Regions from separate parts of the Homo sapiens genome. Here region 1 is linked to region 2. A link is a loop called in an ENCODE intact Hi-C map of the cell type or tissue named here. Cell type or tissue: HCT116. All regions are shown on one strand. Links, peaks and the distances in the headings refer to the core of each region. The heading gives the core; the rest is flanking DNA. Region 1 has its middle 160 kb from the start of AIPL1. Region 2 has its middle 8.0 kb from the start of NLRP1.

Evidence for each region. Peaks named below come from ENCODE experiments on the same cell type or tissue, not always from the same donor. Only the 100,000 strongest peaks of a DNase experiment are listed, where the experiment ranks them.
Region 1: it touches region 2 in a loop (7-fold over the local background); 9 of 110 quality-filtered maps call a loop at or near these places.

What each region holds. Positions count from the first base shown.
Region 1 is chr17:6,278,437-6,281,347 of GRCh38, forward strand. No RefSeq gene overlaps it. Among named protein-coding and RNA genes, the nearest start is that of AIPL1, 160 kb to the right of the region's middle. In HCT116, for the core only: a CTCF peak has its summit at 1,487 (motif pointing right); a DNase peak (open chromatin) is centred at 1,475; H3K27me3 peaks cover 46 bases.
Region 2 is chr17:5,591,011-5,593,921 of GRCh38, forward strand. No RefSeq gene overlaps it. Among named protein-coding and RNA genes, the nearest start is that of NLRP1, 8.0 kb to the left of the region's middle. In HCT116, for the core only: a CTCF peak has its summit at 1,578 (motif pointing right); a DNase peak (open chromatin) is centred at 1,551.

The DNA of each region.
Region 1 (2,911 bases), core at 249-2,748, 690 kb after region 2:
TAAATCACATATGTATTATGACATGACAGCCAGACTCAAAGTCTCTTTCTTCCTCATTCCTAATTCTATTTTCTTTCATCCTGCCAAGGCAAACATGATCATGAATTAAATGTGCACTTCTCTGGTTCCATTTTTAAACTTTGGCATAGACACAGAAACCCCTGATAATTCGTAGTATTGCTTCGTGTGTGTTGATCAGCATAAGGGGTAGAATTTCAACATAACCTTCTTCTCTGCTTTCTGCAACACACTCTTCTCATTCAACATGATCGTCTTGAGATTTATCCATATTGCTGCGTGAATCTAGCACATTCCTTTAATTGCTTTTAATTTTATTTTATGAATAGACTCCATTTTATTCAGTTACTCCTCTGATTGCCTGAAATCTAAGTTGTTTCCCTTTTTTTTTTTGTCATTAATTAGTGCTGCAGTAAATACCCTTGCACACCCCTGGGGGGGTTTCTCTAAGGTGGAAACCTAGATGTGGAATTGCTGGTCTTAGCTTTCGTTGCATTTTCAGTGTGGCTGGATATTGCCAAACTCCTCTGCAAAGTGGCTGTGCTAATTCTCACTACTACCAGCAATGTCTGAGTGTGTCTATTTGCAGGAGGCCCTCATTTTATAGGAGAGAAACTGAGGCTCAGACCAGGCAATGGAATTGCCCAAGATCCTGCAGCTAGTCAGTGGTGGAGCCTCGATTAGGACTTGGGCTCTGGACACCACACAAAGGAATGAACTTCCAGAAACATCCTCCTTTTGCCCAGCCAGAGTCAAATTAATGACAAATCTTCCCTTGACCTCTGTCTGATCGGTCTTTGTCCAACCTTGGGAAACACTTGTATTAGTTTCTACTTTGCTAAGAAAGAAAAAAAAAACTCATAATAAAAGTTACTGGCTAATAACAAGTATCTTGTGTCATGGAAATTTTGCATATATTCTTCAACAATAAAAATGAAAACATGTTTTCCTTTAGTAAAGGAATTTCTGTTCTACTGCACTTATCACCCCTGGGAAGGAAATCTGATGTACCTTGACTCTATTTTATGACCATCTTGGAGAACAGCGATGTTGTCAATGGAAGCATGAAGAAACTATAGGAATAAAATTAGACAGAGATGGAGACAATGATACTAAAATAAATATCATTTGAAATTGGATTTTGTGGTAACAGCACAGCAGTCGTCACTGGGAGCGTGAAGGTCACGCGTCAGACATGGAGAACACCAGGCCCTGGTGCCAAAACATTTTGCTTCCAAAAGCATGGTCCTCCCTGGACTGCTTTCAAGGTTGCCTTTACCTGTAACACCTCCATCCACACAAGGCACGGTCAGTGCAGAAACACGTGACAAGGCTGACACACAAAGATGGGCGAGTCGGGGCACGGGGAAGGAAGTTCACCTGTCAGGCCAAACTCAGATCACAGCCGCCAGGTGAGCCACTGGGTGGTGCCAGAAAGGTTCCTGCAGATGTCCTGGCAGAGAAAGGTGGAGAAAGATCCCCGCCTAGTGGAACAGACAGTGGTCAGGAGATAAGGGAGATCCCAACACTAGTTACTTGTTTATTGCCTCTCCCATCTACCAGACTTTTTCTTTTCTTTTTCTTTTTCTTTTTCTTTTTCCTTTTTTTTTTTTTTTTTTTTTGTGAGATGGAGTTTTGCTCTGTCACCAGGCTGGAGTGCAGTGGTGCAATCTCAGCTCACTGCAACCTCCGCCTCCCGGGTTCAAGCTATTCTCCTGCCTCAGGCTCCCGAGTAGCTGGGACTATAGGCTCCTGCTGCCATGCCCAGCTAGTTTTTTGCATTTTAGTAGAGATGGGGTTTCACCATGTTTCCTAGGCTGGTCTCGATCTCCTGACGTCGTGATCCGCCCGCTTCAGCCTCCCAAAGTGCAGGCATTACAGGCGTGAGCCACCCACACTCAGCCTACCAGACTTTAAACTTCTTGACAGCTATAGCTTTTTCTCTGATTATCTTAATATTTCCAAAGTTTAGAAATGTTCCTAACACATAGTAGGTACTCAATAAATGTTAGTTTTTGAGTCAATGACTGAATGAATCCTGGGAACATCATCCCCAGCCAAGCCAGAGCTCAGCTTGTCCAGGCTGCAGCAGACTATCTGGCAGTAGATCACCCAACCCAGTCCAGCCTTGAAGAACCCCTCCCACCAGATTCCCCCTCCATGAAGCCTCTTCTAGTTGCTCCAGGGGGGCTCTCTAGTCTTTTTTAAAAAATATCCTGCTTCCTTCAGAGTAAGCCCCATACAATCAGGCAAGTATTCCTGGAGTTCTCTTGGCAACTTCCTCTCCCCGTGGTACATCAGTCACCAAAGCCCTCTCCACTCCACCTTCCAAGTCCCCTTCCCCTGCCTTAGGCCAAATCCCATCTTCTCAGCCAGTCTCCCTGACTTCAGACCTACTACCTTGTAGCAGGCAGTTTTCACTTGGTTATGCTGCAGTAACAAACAACCTCTCAGTTTCAGAATCTTGCAACAGCAAGATCTAGTTGCAACTCTCCTGCACTGGCGGGATCCAGGATTCAGGCTGGAGCAACAGTCTCTGTCTGAGACATGCCATTTTCCTAGCAAGAAAAGGCGAGAGAGCAGCACAAAAATGCAATGCCTCTGTGGTGGTTTTAAAATCTTTTTTACAAATGTTTTTATACTCCTTGCTTCGAGAGGTGGAGTTTAATTCTCCTCCCCTTGAGTATAAGTTGGAGTTAGTGACCCACTTATAATTACCAGCCCATAGCAGAACTGCTGGTGTGTAGTCTCTGAAAATAGGTCATAAAAGCACTGTGGCTCATTCTTGGATCTTGGAGCACTGCTCTGGGGCAGGCCAGCTGCCATGTCACTAGGACACTCGGCATCTTTATGGAGGAGACGTTGTGGTGAGGGACGGAGGCCTCCTGCCAAC
Region 2 (2,911 bases), core at 288-2,787:
AGGCGGAGGTTACAGTGAGCCGAGATTGCGCCACTACACTCCAGCCTGGGCGACAGAGTGAGACTCCGTCTCAAAAAAAAAAAGAAAAAAAAGAAATATGCTTCTCTTGAGAGTTCATTATTTTTGTCTTTCAACCACGGCATCAAGCAACTAGACTCATGCATCTTTTATTTGTCTTCTGGGAGGTTTTCAAGTCAGAGGTTTGGCCCATCTCTTAAAAATGTACATGCCAAGTTCAATCTTAAAGCACATGATATGTCTACAGTGTTAACTCCTGGTTTCATCTTATTTTCTCCCTACTCTTGTTTTAATTTTGCTTGCTGTACATACTAAGGTAATAACATTTTAATTTTATCATGTATCTTTATATGTATGTAAATTTGTTCACTGAGTCGCTCCAGAACAATGTGCTGTGAGTACACAAAATGGTTGAATCCAGTTTTCTTTCTTTCCTCCCCTCCCCTCCCCTCCTCTCCTTTCCTTTCCTTCTTTTTTTTTTTTTTTCTCTCACCCTGTCCCCCAGGCTGGAGTGCAGCGGCACGATCTCGGCTCACTGCAACCTCCACCTCCCCGGTTCAAGCGATTCTTGTGCCTCAGCCTCCCAAGTAGCTGGGATTACAGGCATGCACCACCACATCCAGCTGATTTTTTATTTTTTAAATTTTTAGTAGAGACAGGGTTTCACCATGTTGGCCAGGCTGGTCTTGAACTCCTGACCTCAGGTGATCCGCCCACCTCGGCCTCCCAAAGTGCTGAGTTTATAGGCATGAGCCACTGCACCTGGCCTGAATGGAGTTTTCTTAATGACAGTCCTGGGAGTTGGGAGACAAGCAGATGACACGTCTGTTGAATGGGACCTGTTTCATACCAGGCACTTTGTAGAGTTAGCTCATTTCATTTTCCCAACTATTTTTTTAAGATTAAAATTATTGTCCCTATTTTGCAGATGAGAACCAGATCTATAAGACTCCAAAGCCTCCTCCTTCCCATGCATCGCAATGGCACTGATATGCTGAGTCGTGTGCTCGCCGAGTGACCAGCCAGCAGATCCCTCTCCAATAGGCTTGTCCTCCTCTCACTCCCGAGGCTGCTTTCGGCTTGCTCCGCGCTTGCCTTGGCCATTACATGGGGGAAGCCCGAGCCTCTCAGAACGTATCTGTACCTCAAGTGGATTGTTGCCTACCCCTCCCTATGGAGGCTTCTGAGCTAGAAAATACAGAGGTCAGATGATGGCCGCTGAGAACATCCAGCTCCATGGATGACAATCAAAGCAAGGGGGCTTTAAGTGCAGCAGGAGGAACTAGGATTAGCCCTGGGGTAGGACTTCTGCCCAGTGAGGGATGCTAAGTTGTAGGAATGAGATAGGGGAGGTTAGCGTGGAATTCCCTTCCAGAAGCCTTTAAGAATAAGCTAAATTTGCAACTGTCTGGGGCTTACTGCGGAGAATTAATGACGCCCCTTGTGACAGCCCTGCTAAACCTCCCTAGAAAACTACAAATCCATGATGTCAACTGGTCGTTAAACTCCATTACTCCAGGCTCTCTTTTCTTGACAAAATTTAATTTAGGCCAGTAGGTGGCGATAATTAAACAGCTGATTAAACAGGGCTTCTTCTAATCATGAGAGAATGCATTAAAAGCAATCTGGAAGGTTGCTTCTGGGAGCAAGAGGAGGAACCTTTCTGTGAATCCAGTGCTGATTGAGGTGCAATTAGCAGATCCACTAACGGGATGCCTCTCCTGACTCTTAAGGATCTCCTAGGCTCCCACCGTGATCACTTTTTTTTTTGAGCCATGGTCTTACTCTGTCACCCAGGCTGGAGTGGCAGTGGTGTGATAACGGCTTACTGCAGCCTTGACCTCCCAGACTCGAGATCCTCCCACCTCAGCCCCCCAAGTAGCTGGGACTACAGATTCGAGCCACCGCACCTGTCTTTTTTTTTTTTTTTTTAAACTTTTTTGTAGAGACAGGATCCCATTATGTTGCCCAGGCTGGTCTTGAACTCCTAGGCTCAAGAAATCCTCCCACCTTAGTTTCCCAAAGTGTTCGGATTACAGGTGTGAGCCACTATGCCCAGCCTATGATCATTTTTCCTTAGACTGGAGGACAAGGCTCTGCTGCCCAATGGATCTTGGGCAGATTTTTTTTTTTTTTGGAGAAGGAGTCTCGCTCTGTTGCCAGGCTGGAGTGCAGTGGCGTGATCTCTGCTCACTGCAACCTCTGCCTCCTGGGTTCAAGGGATTCTCCTGCTTCAGCCTCCCGAGGAGCTGGGACTACAGGTGCCTGCCACCACGCCCAGCTAATTTTTGTACTGTTAGTAGAAACAGGGTTTCACCATGTTGGCTAGGATGGTCTCGATATCTTGACCCCATGATCCACCCGCCTTGGCCTCCCAAAGTGCTGGGATTACAGGCGTGAGCCACCGCGCCCGGCCCCAAGTCCCCCTTTTCAAGGAGGTGTGGCCTGGAACAATCAGACCAAGGCCCATCTGCAGTTTCCCCCAGACTAGGGAGCTCTCCGGCTGCAGGGGAGAGGCCACTGATTCTTGATGTGTTCTTGCCTATTTCTTACACTATAACTTTTTTGAGGGCAGGGATTATGTCCATTTTGCACACCACCATACAACCGGCACCTAATGCAGTGGATTAGTTATATGTAAGTAGAAGTTCACTATGTGTTGAACAAAGGAATGAATGAAGGTTAGGACAAGAGCTGGCCTTCATGGAGCTGTCCAGGGTTCTTACCAGTCCCTGACTTCCTTCGACGGATTGGTCTTTTGCTTTCTTGCCTTCCTCCCAGGGCTTTGCGGCAACACGACACAGAACCTGTTCCTCGCATGTACTCACGGAATCACGCACCTCCTTGACAGTCTCACTGTGTCTGTGGCGGCCCCCAAACAGCCTGCTGAGCT